Regions from separate parts of the Homo sapiens genome. Here regions 1 and 3 are each linked to region 2. Evidence: chromatin contacts called from ENCODE Hi-C or POLR2A ChIA-PET data. All regions are on one chromosome and are shown on one strand. The core of a region is the stretch at or near the end of the contact, and the rest is flanking DNA. Distances in the headings are between cores, read along the strand shown.

Region 1 (4,694 bases), core at 2,141-4,640, 310 kb before region 2:
AATTTAGTGGCTTAAAACAATTATTTTGTTTTGCTTATGATTTTGAGGGTCAGGATTTCAAGAAGGGCTAGATCACATTGTTCTCACTTAGGGTATCTCAAGCAGCTGCAGTCAGATGTCAGCTGGGGATGAAGTCACCTGACGGTTCACCTAGGCTGGATGTCCAGAATGGCTCACTCACATGGCTGACAGTTGATGCTGCTGTCAGCTGGGGGCTCAGTGAGACTAGCAACTGGAGTGCTTACAGATGGCCTCTACATGTTAGTTGGCCTCTTTCCAACATGGCATTCTCAGGGTAGTCAGACCACTTATGTGGAGGCTCAGGGATCTGAGACCAAGTATTCCAGTGAACAAGTAGGAATCTGTGTCACCTTTTCTGACCTAGCCTGAGAAGCCACACTTCTCAGTGTGTACCACTTATTCTGCATTTTATTGTTTGCAAGCAAATCGTTAAGTCTATCCGAATTCAAAGGGAGGGTACAAAGATGCCACCTCTCAATGGGTGGGGTGCCAAAGAATTTGTGACCATATTTTGTAAAAATCCATACATCACTTCAGTGGTGATGTTTCTAATGTTTTACCATTAAATGTAATATTTTCTCTAGGTTCTTGACAGATATCCTTTATAAGTTTGAGGACCCCTTAAATTCAATTATGAGCACATACAAAGAAACAGCAGTTGCCATTTGTTTTTCCTCATATACAAAGGAATATAATTCATGGAGAAGACTTGGGGAAAATTTATATTGTAAGATTTGTGAAATCTGGCTACATAGGTAAAGGTTAGTATACAATAGCAAATAATATTTAAGGATGTTATATTTTAGTCTGGAATATTTTAGAACATAAGTGGGATATTATTTTTTATCAATTGTAATTCAGTTAATATTTAGCAATAACTTGGCCAGGCACAGTGACTCACACCTGTAATCCCAGCACTCTGGGAAGCCAAGACAGGAGAATTGCTTGAAGCCAGGAGTTTGAGACCAGCCTGGGCAACATAGTGAGATCCTGTCTCTACAAAAACAATTTTTTTTTTAGTCAGGCATGGTGGCACACACCTGTAGTCCCAGGTAGGCTGTAGTCTCAGCTAGGCTGAGGTGGGAGGATCACTTGAACCCAGGAGGTAGAGGCCACCATGAGCTATGATCATGCGAGCAAGACCTTGCCTCTTAAAAAAAAAAAAGCAATATCCATCACATATTGCAAAGAGATGATTAGAGAAAAGAATGTAAGAAATTTCTTACAGAAACAATACATTTATTTTATATGGAAAGGAACCATTTTTCCTTTAAATAGGGAATCTAGACAATATTCATCTAAATAGCACATTTAATTTCACTAAAACCTCAGATCCCACTATAGAATCCTGCTGAGCTAGTTTAGATTAGACCATATGGTGAGCTCTTTAAGAAAAAGGAAGTGATCTCTTTCCTAAGCCCATACATACTACTTCAATGATAAGGAAGGCTGATTTGTAACACATAGGCCAAAGAGAAGAATGAACAAGAACCAGAGATGTGTCCCAGTCTCTAGAGCTGGGCTGAGTCAGGCCATCTGCACCTGACCTTTCTAGAACAAGGAGTGATGAGGCTTCTAGGGAAGCTATCACTGGGCCCATCATATCTGGTTACATGGTGATCAGAATGGAGATGATAAATGCTCTAAATGGAAGGCACAGCATGTCCTAAAAGATGAAAGGTTTACATAATATAGGCTTATTCATATACTTTTGGCCCCTGGGAACCACAGCCTTGGGACATATATACCCATGCTTGCGAAAATGTGGAAGCTGGGGAGGTGAGAAGGTAGTGAAAAAGCTGGAGTGTGAAGAAGTTTGGGTTTCCATAGACACCCCCTCTTTTCAAACCTTTTTTCAATTTAACCACAGTCACTGGATTAAATGAATCAATTTAGTTAGGTGGAAATAACAAGTTTATATATCAGTGTAAAAAAGGAACATAAAGAAAAGGATGATGTGGGTTTTTTTTTTCACCCTCAAGTAAATACAATTTTTCCCTTTTAATTGCTTTCTACAGTGAAATCAGGTGAGTTATAGTTGACATTTTATGTGTAATAGATATTTCAGAGTTTGCAGTGGTAGAAAAAGAAAGAAGTAGTAATAGGACCAAAGAAAAAAAGGAACATTTAATAACTGTATCAGAATGTGAGTACTGCTGCCTCCACCCACCAATCATTAGAAGCAAGTGTTAGAAGCAGCAGCTATACCAAGGCCAGGCACAGTGGCTTATGCCTGTAATCCCAGCTCTTTGGGAGGCTGAGGTGGGCAGATCTCTTGAGGCCAAGAGTTCGACACCAACCTGGCCAACATGGTAAAACCCCTCTATTAAAAATACAAAATTAGCCAGGTGTGGTGGCACGCACCTGTAATCTCAGCTACTCGGGAGGGTGAGGCAGGAGAATTGCTTGAACCTGGGAGGTGGTCAGGAGGCTGAGGTGGGAGAATTGCTTGAACCCAGGAGGTGGAGGTTGCAGTGAGCTGAGATTGCACCACTGCACTCCTGGCTGGGCAACAGAGTGAGACTTCGTCTTAAAAAATAAATGAATAAATACATAAAAATAGACGCAGCAGCAATACCAGACTTCCTCTTAGCCACCTGCTAGACCTATAGTCTTGCAAACAACTTCCGATGTCATTCCTGTCTTGATAAATGTAGAGAGAGTTCTGGGAAACGTCAGCCTGGCATGCTAGAACATAGTGAGCTTATACGGTGTTAAAACTCTAGGAAACTGTTAAGTTCTGACTCTCCTTCCATGAGGGTTTTTCATCCATTTTTGGCAGTCCTTCACACTACCTGTTTCCATTCCAAGGAATTCTGCCTCTTATTTTTTTATTTTTTATAGCGACAAGGTCTCACCCTGTTGCCCAGGCTGGTCTCAAATTCCTGGGCTCAAGCAATCCTCCCACCTCAGCTTCCCAAAGCACTGTGATTACAGGCATGACCCACCACACCTGGCCGGAATTCTGCCTTCTAATCTGGCTCATTGACCAACTTTTGAGTGAACTGAGATAAATCCTACAAATTGCTGAGTTTGTTTCCATGTTTGTGATGCACTGAAGTAGTCCTCTTGTGAATGTGCCTGGATCATATTATAAATGTTGTGGTCACTCCTGTAGCCAGTTTGGAAATATTGCAATAATTTCAGAATTGAAGAAATGTATCTTGAAATTAAAAACTACTTAAACCTATAGAATACACCTGGGTATTAATTTCTTATTAGACAGCATTAAATCTAGATTGGTTAGTAAGTGAACCAGAGGCAACCAAGTAAATGAGAATGAACCTTTAACTGATGCTAGGTTTGGGCCCGCGCCACATGGTGGCAGGCTTGCTCTGTGAAGTACTTCCTCTTCAGGACCAACAAACAATAGTGTTCCTAAACGCCATAAAGCTTTCCTCCAAGCCGTGACTCAGGGACCAAGGCTCCTTTCATTCTGTGGCCCCGCCATCTTCAACAAGCGGTTTCCAGGGTCTTTGCAGAAGGAGAAAGAACAAGAAGGACCACCGTGGGAGATCTGTGTGTGATCCCAGGAAAACAAACTTCATCAAGAAACAAGTTTCTGCTTTTCTTTTCTTTTCTTTTTTTTTTGACAGAGTCTCTGTAGCCCAGGCTGGAGTGCAGTGGTGCGATATCGGCTCACTACAACCTCCATCTCCCGGGCTCAAGCAATTCTTGTGCCTCAGCCTCCCGAGCAGCTGGGATTACAGGCATGCACCACCAAACCCAGCTAATTTTTGTATTTTAACTAAAGATGGGTTTTCGCCATGTTAGCCAGGCTGGTCTCGAACTCCTGACTTCAGGCGATCTGCCCTCCTCAGCCTCCCAAAATGCTGGGATTACAGGTGTGAGCCACTGCGCCCTTCAAGAAACAAGTTTTAATGCTAGTATTTAACTACATTAAATCACATTAAACTACATGGTTTAGGAAATTAATTTTTAGAAAGAATAACATAAGTTATTAAGTTGTGAAGATTGTATTTTCTTTTTTTTATTTTTATTTTTATTTTTGAGACAGAGTCTTGCTCTGTCCCCCAGGCTGGAGTGCAGTGGTGTGATCTTGGCTCACTGAAGCCTCTACCTCCTGGTTTCAAGTGATTTTCCTGTCTCAGCCTCCCGAATAGCTGGGATTACAGGCGCCCACCACCATGCCTGGCTAATTTTTTTTTTTGAGACGGAGTTTCACTCTTGTTGCCCAGGCTGGAGTGCAATGGCATGATCTTGGCTCACTGCAACCTCCGCCTCCCAGGTTCAAGTGATTCTCCTGCCTCAGCCTCCCAAGTAGCCGGGATTACAGGCATGTGCCACCACACCTGGCTAATTTTTTTTTTGTATTTTTAGTAGAGACGGGGTTTCTCCATGTTGGCCAGGCTGGTCTTGAACTCCTGACCTCAGGTGATCCACCCGCCTTGACCTTCCAAAGTGCTGGGATTACAGGTGTGAGCCACCGTGCCTGGCCTAATTTTTGTATTTTTAGTAGAGACGGGGTTTCACCATATTGGCCAGGCTGGTCTTGAACTCCTGACCTCAAGTGGTCCGCCCACCTCGGCCTCTCAAAGTGCTGGGATTACAGGCCCACTGCGCTCGGCCAAGATTGCATTCTCTTTAAAAAAATGTTACTTTACATCGTATGGTACATAGGCAGCAATGATTTAACCTTCAGTAGAACATTC
Region 2 (4,693 bases), core at 1,985-4,484:
GATGTGCTCAGCCAAGACAGGGAGCCCGGGATGGGGGGCAGAGGCACACGAGTGTCCTGTGCCTGGAGACGTGGCGTGGGGATGTCCAGGCAGCCGTTGGACAAATGAGTCTGGGGCTCAAGAAAGACGTGGGCCAGAGGCACCGATTTGGCGGTCACTGAGATTTAGGGAGCAGCTGAGGTCTGGGTGAAGAGGAAGCGATCCATTCCTTGCTGCGATTCAAACCTCCGGACCCACCCAACTTTTCACCTGCCTCCATTTGTATTTTAACCTTATCTGTAACCTACATCCCACCTCAACCCGAGGTGTGGGGGTGGCTGGGCAGCAGGGGGACCCCACGGTTCCCATGTCCTTTCTCCATGGCAGTGTCCATGCTCAGTCTAGGTCTCCACCTGGCCTGGGGGCACGCAATATCATCCCAAAGTTTGTATTTGATCCAGTTAGTTCTGAGGGCCAATTAGTCATCCAGAGGCTTGTAACCCTGTTATCCCAGAGACCAGGCTGACAGTGTTTTTATAAAGTGCCATCAGGACAAAGGGTGGTTGAACTCCAGGCCAGGGCCTAGCTGTGTCACCCCAGCCCCGCCCTGGGGAAGTCTTGACCAGGACCCCAGCATCAGGGACAGATGATGCTTATATAATCACAGGACTCTTGGGGAAAACGGGCAAGGCCCTAGGTGCAGACTGGTTCTTCTGCAGGGGAAAAAGCCTCTGCCCTTTTCCCTGGGAACTGAGCATGACATTCCCATGGCTGTGACCTGCTGGCCTGGATGAATGAGGCTCTGTGCTACCAAGCGTGTGGGAGGAAGGAAGAGGGCGTGCCTGCAGCTGCCTGGTGGCCTCTGGCAGCACCAGGCGTGTCCTTCACCTTGACCAGGGACCATTTCCAAGCCGGGTGGCTTTGTTCAGTTGTCAATGTGCTATGCCCATCAGAATCAAGATGTGGCACGTGACCTGCAGCCAGGGAACAGGCACCCGTATAAGAAGGCCAGGGCAGGGCGGGCATGACAGTTTCCCTCGCACCTTCAATTCCCTTCTTGGGTCTTGGCTCTTCTTTCTAATGTCTTCACAAGTTTTCAGGTAGTTCCTGCACAAGATGTGCGTCACCCGTCAAAAAAGCACCATTTATCCCTCAGCTGCCCCTCCAGCCCCTTTTCTGTCTCTCTGCCCTCCTTCAGGGCAAAACTTCTCCAATTTCTCCACGAATGGGCTACACCTCCTCACCTGTGATGTACCTCACAACCCACCCATCTCTGGCTTCCCCACCTCCCTGGAAGATGCTCTTCCCAGGGCTATCCAGGGCCTCAGAGCCACCAGATCCAGTAGCGATTTCCTGTGCTCATCTGACCCCTCAGCAGCAGGTGACAGAGCTGGTGGCCTCTTCTCCAGGCCCTCTCCTCTCCTGTCGCCCAGGCAACCTCACCCTCCTGTGCTCTCTCAGCTCAGCCTCCTCCACCTCAGAGCCGAGCACTGAGCACCGTTGTGCCTGGACTCAGTCTCCTGCGCATCTCCTCTCCATCTCCCTGTCTTCCTGCAAGGCTTCAGGTCTGTGGTCTGTGCGTGCCCCACCGTGGCTCCCACCTCTGTGGCTCCGGGCCGACTTCGGCAATCTCCAAGCTCATGCATGCACTCACCTGCTGGCTGGATGCCTCTCAGGCTCCCTCTCTCCAAGGTACAGTTCAAAATATGGCATGTGACTTCCTGTCACTCCCTGCACCTGGCTTCCCCAGCTCTGCTGATGCCCCTGAAATTCCCCCAGTTGTTCATGCCAGAAACCCAGGAAGGCACATGAGTTCTCTCTGCCTCTCACCTGCAGCCAATTCATCAGCATTTCTGCTTCTGAGACTTGTGTCCCATCTGAGCAGCTCTCTGCATCTGCATGGCTCCCACCTGGACTGCACCCCATCTCTGCAAGCATCCAAAGTGATCTTTTCATAGGTCGCATCTGGTCATGGTTCTCTCCTGCCCCCAAACCCTCTAGTGGCTTCCCTTGATGCACAGAATCAAACCCAAAGCCCTGACCACTGTCCTTAAAGCACACAGGATCAGGCCGAGCCTTCCTCCTGCAACAAGTCCAGCAAGCCTGGCTGCTTTTCCATCCCTCCCAAAGGGCCTTCCCTGATACCGTTCCTTCTGCTGGGAATAGTCTTCCCAGCTTTCTTCACCGGCTGCTGCTTCTCATCCTTGCTCTCTCAGCTTAAATACCCACTTCTGGGCTTCCCAGGCCCAGCACAGGAGCCTCCCGCCCCAAATACCTGCTGTCTCTCCACTAGGGTGCAAAACTCCAGGGCAGGGGCAGTGTCTGTTTCCCTCATGAATGTATCCCCAGGGTCTAGCCCAGTGTCTGCGACATAATAAATGCTCTATCGTGAGTGAATGTACGACTCATTCTTTACAAAGCACAATTTCACTTTCCTCTTTCTCTCCTCACTCCCTGGCCCCCTCACATCTTCCAGGTGACCCTCCCTTCCCTCCCATTCCCTCCCCCTCCCCTCCTGTTGGGTGGCTCCTGCCATTCTGTCCCCTGCCACTCTGCCCTCATTCTGCTCAGTTCACTTACATTCCTCTGTCCCCTCCTTTATTCCCTTCAGATGTCACCTTAGACCTTTATCATTTCTCATTCTGAACCAACCAGCAGCCATCCAATTCCCTTCTTCCTCCCTCCATTCCACACGGATGCTGGAGTGACTGCTTTAAGATGCAAATAGGGGCTGGGCGCAGTGACTAGTGCCTGTAATCCCAGCATTTTGGGAGGCTGAGGTGGGAGGATCGCTTGAGCCCGGGAGTTTGAAACCAGCCTGGAAACTGTCTCTACAAAAATAAAAATAAAAAATTAGCCAGGTGTGTTGGTGCACACCGGTAATCCCAGCTACTCAGGAATCTGAGGCAGGAGGATCACTTGAGTCCAAAAGGTGAAGGCTGCAGTAAGCCGTGATCATGTCACTGCTCTGCAGCCTGGGTGACAGAGAGAGACCCTGTCTCAAAAAAAAAAAAAAAAGCAAATATGATCGTGTGGCCTCTGCTTAAAGTCCTTCTATGGCTCCCTATTGCTCCCCAGAAGTGTTCCTAAGGCCCTTCGTGGTCTCTGCCAACCCCCTACTCCTCCCTCTCCTTGCCCACGAATGCTACAACCATCTGCTGCTCCCCAGTGTGCTACACTCTCCTCTGCGCCCCCGCCCTGGAAACTCCAAACCCCATAGAACCCAACAGTGCTCACATTTCCTAGTTTCACTTCTAAGCAGCACCTGCATCAATTTCTGGGACATGCAGCCCTCTAGTGGCTAAAACAAGTAACAGTCTTTACTGTGTTCCTGCTGGGCCCTTTCTATTCAACATTATCGATGACTTGGATGGGACACAAGTAACACATTGATCAAATGCCTGAGTGACCCTGGTCTCTGAGAGCGACGCCTAATTAGTGTCTGAAACAAAATTAGCAAGCGGTAGGACAAGCTGCAGTGTTGGGTGCAATCTGACCATGCCTAGATTTAATAAGGATAAATGTGAAGTCCCACACTAAGGTCTGCAAACAAAACTCCAGCTCTGCAGGTAGAAGCATGGGTGCCCAGACAGGGGGTTCTGGTGACCCTAATGCCCTGTTGGGCCGCATCGCTTCTCGCCTGGACTCCTGCAACACCTCTCTGGCGGGAACCCTGGCCACTCTCCCCTACGCCAGTCTTTCCTCACGTGCTGGTGATCATTGCTGTGAATCAGGCCCCCGGGGGAGCGGTCTAGGGGCGTGCACACACAGCTGCACCTGGGAAGAGACGCAGGCTGGGAACAGTCGTCAGCACTTTGGTGGTCCTCGAGGTCCTGGGAAAGGATGGGGGCCCTGGAGAGGAAGCAAAGAGGTGAGAGGGCCCAGGAAGAGCCATGGGAGGAGAGGAGAGAGATAAGAAACACAAGAACAGGTCGAGGCCGACAAGAGGTAAGCGTTATGAAGCCAAAAAAGGAGAGGTTCAGGACGAGTTGATGCTGCACACTGAAGGCCCAGGGCCCAAGCAGGGTTAGGCCACTAGGAGTTGGGGAGCACCTTCCCATGGGGAGGGGGAGCAGAAAGGCAGCAGTGGTTTGTGGAATAAACAGGAGGAGGATGTTGAGAAAGCTAGCACAGGCTTCCAAGTAATGAAGGGAAAGGAACCCCGTGGGGAAAGGGAAGCTTTTTGAAAGTTGGAGAAATGTATTGCTTAGCAACTGCAGCATAACCAGCCCCCTGAAACGCAATAACTTAAATAAAACCAATGTTTTCTTCCTAAGTCTGTGGGGTGGCTGGGAGTCACCTAATCTCGGCTGGGCTAGCTGGGGTGGCTCTGCTCCGGATGTTTGGTGATGGCAGAAACGCAAAGTGGAAACACACAGGCTTCTTGAGCCTAATGTCGAAACTCACACGAGGACATTTCCATCTTATTCTATTGAAAACAAAGTCCCCCAACAAGTTCCACCTGCTGATGGAACTGGCAAAACATGTGAAAGGGAAGGGTGAAAAATTGGGGCCACTGATGCCTTCCACCACAGGAGACATGCGGAGTTGTAATGGGAAGAATGAAGACATCAGAGGGAGAGGCTGGACAAAACGAATTGCATATTGTGCCGGGCGCGGTGGCTCACGCCTGTAATTCCAGCACTCTGGGAGGCCGAGGTGGGCACACTGCTTGAGTTCAGGAGTTTGAGACCAACCTGGGCAACATGGCAAA
Region 3 (4,408 bases), core at 1,311-3,810, 330 kb before region 2:
TGAGCAAAGATATGCTGCTCTGTCTGGATCAAGATCTCTTGCTGTCTCCGCGCTCAGCCCCATGGGCTCTCGCCTGCAGACACATGCAGCTGCGAGATTTCAGGAGGCTCCACAGGCTCTGCAGGGCCTCGGGCAGCCCCTCCCCAGTGAGGGCACTGCAGCCCCGGAGCTCCCAGCAGTGGTCCTGGAATCTCTCTAGACTCAGCCTGTTTCTGATCTTAAGCAGCGGAAGTGCATCAGGTGCCTCCTGCTTGTTGGCCAGCACCAAGAAGGGGACGCCAGCCATGTTGGGGTCGTTCAGGACTTCTGTGAGCTCAGCCGCCGACTCGGGTAAGCGGGCTTCATCTGTGCTGTCCAGCACGTACACGAGGATATCTGTGCCTTCCAGATAGTCCTTCCAGCTGGCTCTGAGCGGGGCCTGCCCCCCAACGTCCCAGAGAGTCAGTGACACGTGCCCAGGAGCTTTCAGAGGCTCCACGTTGAAACCAACAGTGGGCAGGGTCTCCACCAGCTGGTGGCCCTTCAGCTTGTAAAGGAGCGTGGTCTTGCCCGCCGAGTCCAGGCCCATCATCACCACCTGGGCTTCCGCCTTGTGACCTCTGGAATTCACAGAACCCATGGTGGCCACTGCTGAATCCTAGGGGAGAAAGGCCAGGGCACACATCAGCTACTGTCTTCTGAAGGAAGACAAATCCATCCTGGTGCAGTGGCTCACACCTGTAATCCCAGCACTGTGGGAGGCCAAGGCAGGAGGATCACTTGAGCCCAGGAGTTTCAAACAAGCCGAGGCAACAAAGCAAGGACCCGCCTTCTCTACAAAAATTGAAATTAAAAATGGAGCACAAATCTGTGCAGGCAAACAACGGAAGAGTTTTTCCAAAACAGGAAAAGTCTTCACAGGGTCAGATTTTAAACAGATGCCTGGGCTTTGAAGGAAGTGAGGATGTGTGAGTCACCATCAGCTAACCTGTCTCTGGGTCAGATAAGAGTGGTCCCTGAGCAGAGAAGATCAGGGGCCTCCTGGAAGACATTCCTGAGGAGTTAAAGCAAAGAGGCAAAATGAAGTTCCAGTCAGACAGAGCTGGTTCAGTAGAAATTACAGAACGATGTCTTCAATTCTTGCTGGTCTGTGGCTTCTAACCTCTTCTCCTCCTATAAGCCTAAATGCTGAAATGGAAGCTAAGCTGGGTTCCATGCACAGAGTGAGAAGGATGGTTCAGCTCACGGTGACCTCTCTTTAGAGCTTCCCAAGGACCAGTACTATGTCTTGGAAACACAGTGAGGTGTCACTTAATGACGGGGACACATTCTGAGAAATGCTTCATTAGGCAATTTCATCATTTTACAAAATCATAGATTGTAATTACACAAACGTGGATGGTCTAGTCTACTCCACACCTAGGCTATATGGTATGGCCCATTGCTCCTGGGCTACACACCGGTACAGCATTCCTGTAATGGGTACTGTAGGCTATTGTAACACAGTGCTAAGTATTCGTGTATCTAAACATAGAAAAGGTAGTGGTTGCACCACAACACTAAGCTGAAAAATAGGAATTTTTCAGCTCTGTTATAATCTTATGGGACCACCGTTGTATATGTGGTCTGTCGTTGACTGAAATGTCTTCATGCAGTGCCTGACTGGGGCTATTTATAAATACTGTTTACTGGGGGCAAATTTATGAGTCAGAGCAAAGCAGTTTCCTCCACTGTCTTACCAAGGTCAATGACTTCTACAACACTCCACATGTGCTTTTTTGTTTGTTTTTGGGTTTTTTTGTTTTGTTTTGTTTTGTTTTGTTTTGAGACAGGGTCTCACTCTGTCGCCCAGGCTGGACTGCAGTGGCATGATCACAGCTCACTGCAGCCTCGACTTCCCAGGCTCAAGCCATCCTCCCACCTCAGCCTCCCCAGTAGCTGGGACTATGGGCATGTGCCATCACACATTTTTGTTGTTGTTTTGAGACAGGGTCTCACTGTGTCACCCAGACTGGAGTGCAGTGGTGCAATCTTGGCTCATCACAACCTCTGCCTCCCTGCAACCTCCGCCTCCTAGGTTCAAGGGATTCTCCTGCCTCAGCCTCCCGAGTACCTGGGATTACAGCTACTACTACCACCCAGCTACTTTTTGTATTTATATTAGAGACGAGGTTTCACCATGTTGGCCTGGCTGGTATTGAACTCCTGACCTCAAATTATCCACCTGCCCGGCCTCCCAAAGTGCTGGGATTACAGGCGTGAGCCACTGTGCCCAGCCACATATGTTTTTAAAGAATCCCAAATTTTAAGACATAAGACCTGTTCCCAACTTAGACGATGCCTGCGTGGAACAGAGAAGAGACATCTCAACTTCCGGGAATGGGGGTGGGGGGATATGAGCTGCCTCTGGAAGGAGGTAAGCCTCTACTCATCCCTACTCCCAAGGGTAGAAAAGTAAAAAGTTAAAATTACCTCTGTGTTACTATTAGACTGCAGCTGTGAGATCCTGCGTGGCTCTCCTCCCCTATGGAGCTGCTTTCTGCTGGCCAGGCATGACCCAAGAGCGAGATGGGAAGGAAGCAGAGCAGCCGTTGCTGCTTCTCCTTTTTGTGCTTCCTTTTCCCAGGTGGCTGGGGGGCGGGGCTGGTGTCACGGCCCCTCCCTCAGCCCTAGGGCGCCTCAGAGCAGTCATCTTGCTGGGCTTGCCACAGAGAGGTCCCCGGCTCTGCAGGTCCTGGCAGAGCAAGGCCCAGTGACAGCTCCATTTTTTAGCAACTCAGACTTGGGTGCCTGAAGGAGGGAGCACGAGCTCGGAGCTGTGTCCAAGCGCAGCCGCCTTCTCTCTTCCCTCAGGATCCTCTGAGCTCCTCGCAGAGAATTCTGACCTCTTCCTTTCAGTACATGCCTCAAGGTTTTTCTGGTGGCTAGAGATTCTCTGATTTGCTTGGAATCACACATGGTTTGTTGTTGTTGTTGTTGTTGTTTTGTTTTGTTTTCTATTTGAGACCGAGTCTTGCTCTGTCGCCCAGGCTGGACAGCAGCCTCCGCCTCCAGGGCTCAAGCGATCCTCCCTCCTCAACCTCCTAAGCAAGTGGGATTATAGGCAGGTGCCACCATGCCCAGCTGATTTTTGTATTTTTCATAAAGACAGGTTTCACCATGATGGCCAGGCTGCACATGTGTTCTTTTAAAAGCTGCCTATGGCCAGGCGTGGTGGCTCAGGCCTGTAATCCCAACATTTTGGGGGGCTGAGGTGGGTGGATCACGAGGTCAGGAGTTCGAGACCAGCCTGGCTAACATGGTGAAACCCCGTCTCTACTAAAAATACAAAAATTAGCTGGGCGTGGTGGCACCTACCTGTAGGCCCAGCTATTTGGGAGGCTGAGGCAGGAGAATGGCATGAACCCGGGAGGCGGAGGTTGCAGTGAGCCCAGATCACACCACTGCACTCCAGCCTTGGTGACAGAGCGAGACTCTGCCTCAAAACAAAAACAAAAACAAAAAACAAAAAAAGCTGTCTACATATGATGAAAACATTCTTTAAAAGGTATGTATGATGCAGATCAACCTTTAAAATTGTGTTAATGTAGTGATTAAAGTTACCGTTCAATTTTTTCTTGAATGGTGTCACTGTGTTTTTCCCAGTAAAAATGACACCTCTAGAAAATGTAATTTTTAAAAAATTGGCTAGTCGCCGGGCATGGGGGCTCATGCCTGTAATCCCAGCACTTTGGGAGGCCAAGGCAGGAGGATCGCTCAAGCTCAGGAGTTCAAGACCAGCCTGGCCAATATGGTGAAACCACGTCTCTACAAAAAATAATAAATTAACCAGGCATGGTGATGTGTGCCTGTAGTTCCAGGTACTTGGGAGATTGAGGCCCAAGAACTGCATGAGCCCAGGAGGTGGAGGCTGCAGTGAGCTGAGATCACAGCACTGCACTCCAGCCTAGAAGACAGAGTGAGACTCTGTCTCTCTCCTATTTTTTTTTTTTAATTGAGATGGAGTCTCGCTCTGGCGCCCAGGCTGGAGTGCAATGGCACAATCTCGGCTCACTGCAACCTCCGCCTCCTAGGTTCAAGCAATTCTCCCACCTCAGCCTCCCGAGTACCTGGGATTACAGGCACGTGCTACCATGCCTGGATAATTTTTTTATTTTCAGTAGAGACAGGGTTTTGCCATGTTGGCCAGGCTGGTCTCCAGCTTCTAATCTCGAGTGATCTGCCCGCCTCGGCCTCCCAAAGAGCTGGGATTACAGGTGTGAGCCACTGCACCCAGCCGAGACTCTGTCTCAAAAAAAAAAAGAAAAAAAGAAAAAAAATTGACTAGTCAGAAACCACTGATTCAGTAGGTATTGAATTTGGATATGGAGTCACAGTGATTTAGCTCTTATAACCAGTAATCTTTGTGCTGTTTTCTGCTTTCCCATGC

Evidence for each region. A loop is a pair of places that touch in the nucleus more often than their neighbours do. ChIA-PET counts read pairs that join two places held with the same protein, here RNA polymerase II (POLR2A). Pooled maps may share reads with other maps.
Region 1: a map of OCI-LY7 shows a loop between it and region 2 (14-fold over the local background). The contact joins two enhancer-like sites. A Hi-C loop is called at or near these places in 125 of 168 maps with a recorded cell type or tissue (A673, B cell, CD14-positive monocyte and 74 more), 37 of 37 single-sample maps with no recorded cell type and 50 of 50 pooled maps. POLR2A ChIA-PET finds 5 or more read pairs at or near these places in 9 of 52 experiments (B cell, HepG2, MCF 10A and 6 more).
Region 3: a loop to region 2 is called in a pooled map, with 3 times the contacts of the local background. The contact joins the promoter of ARL11 here to the enhancer-like site in region 2. A Hi-C loop is called at or near these places in 11 of 168 maps with a recorded cell type or tissue (GM11168, GM12878, GM13976 and 8 more) and 6 of 50 pooled maps. POLR2A ChIA-PET finds 5 or more read pairs at or near these places in 4 of 52 experiments (H1, OCI-LY7, WTC11 and 1 more).

What each region holds. Positions count from the first base shown.
Region 1 is chr13:49,605,892-49,610,585 of GRCh38, reverse strand. No RefSeq gene overlaps it. Among named protein-coding and RNA genes, the nearest start is that of ARL11, 20 kb to the left of the region's middle. RefSeq lists an enhancer at 3,481-3,700. Within about 2 kb of position 3,390, at least 4 of the 41 ENCODE cell types and tissues checked have a DNase peak (open chromatin) inside an H3K27ac peak, as active enhancers do; they include CD14-positive monocyte, OCI-LY7 and thyroid gland, where a contact is called at or near this core.
Region 2 is chr13:49,299,917-49,304,609 of GRCh38, reverse strand. No RefSeq gene overlaps it. Among named protein-coding and RNA genes, the nearest start is that of CDADC1, 54 kb to the right of the region's middle. RefSeq lists silencers at 643-937, 3,183-3,477. Within about 2 kb of position 3,234, at least 13 of the 41 ENCODE cell types and tissues checked have a DNase peak (open chromatin) inside an H3K27ac peak, as active enhancers do; they include CD14-positive monocyte, OCI-LY7, gastrocnemius medialis and 1 more, where a contact is called at or near this core.
Region 3 is chr13:49,626,659-49,631,066 of GRCh38, reverse strand. It overlaps ARL11 (ARF like GTPase 11), which reads right to left and starts at 2,560. Exons shown (of 2, transcript NM_138450.6): 1 at 2,452-2,560; 2 at 1-637. The coding sequence starts at 619. The coding sequence ends at 29. RefSeq lists an enhancer at 2,259-2,308.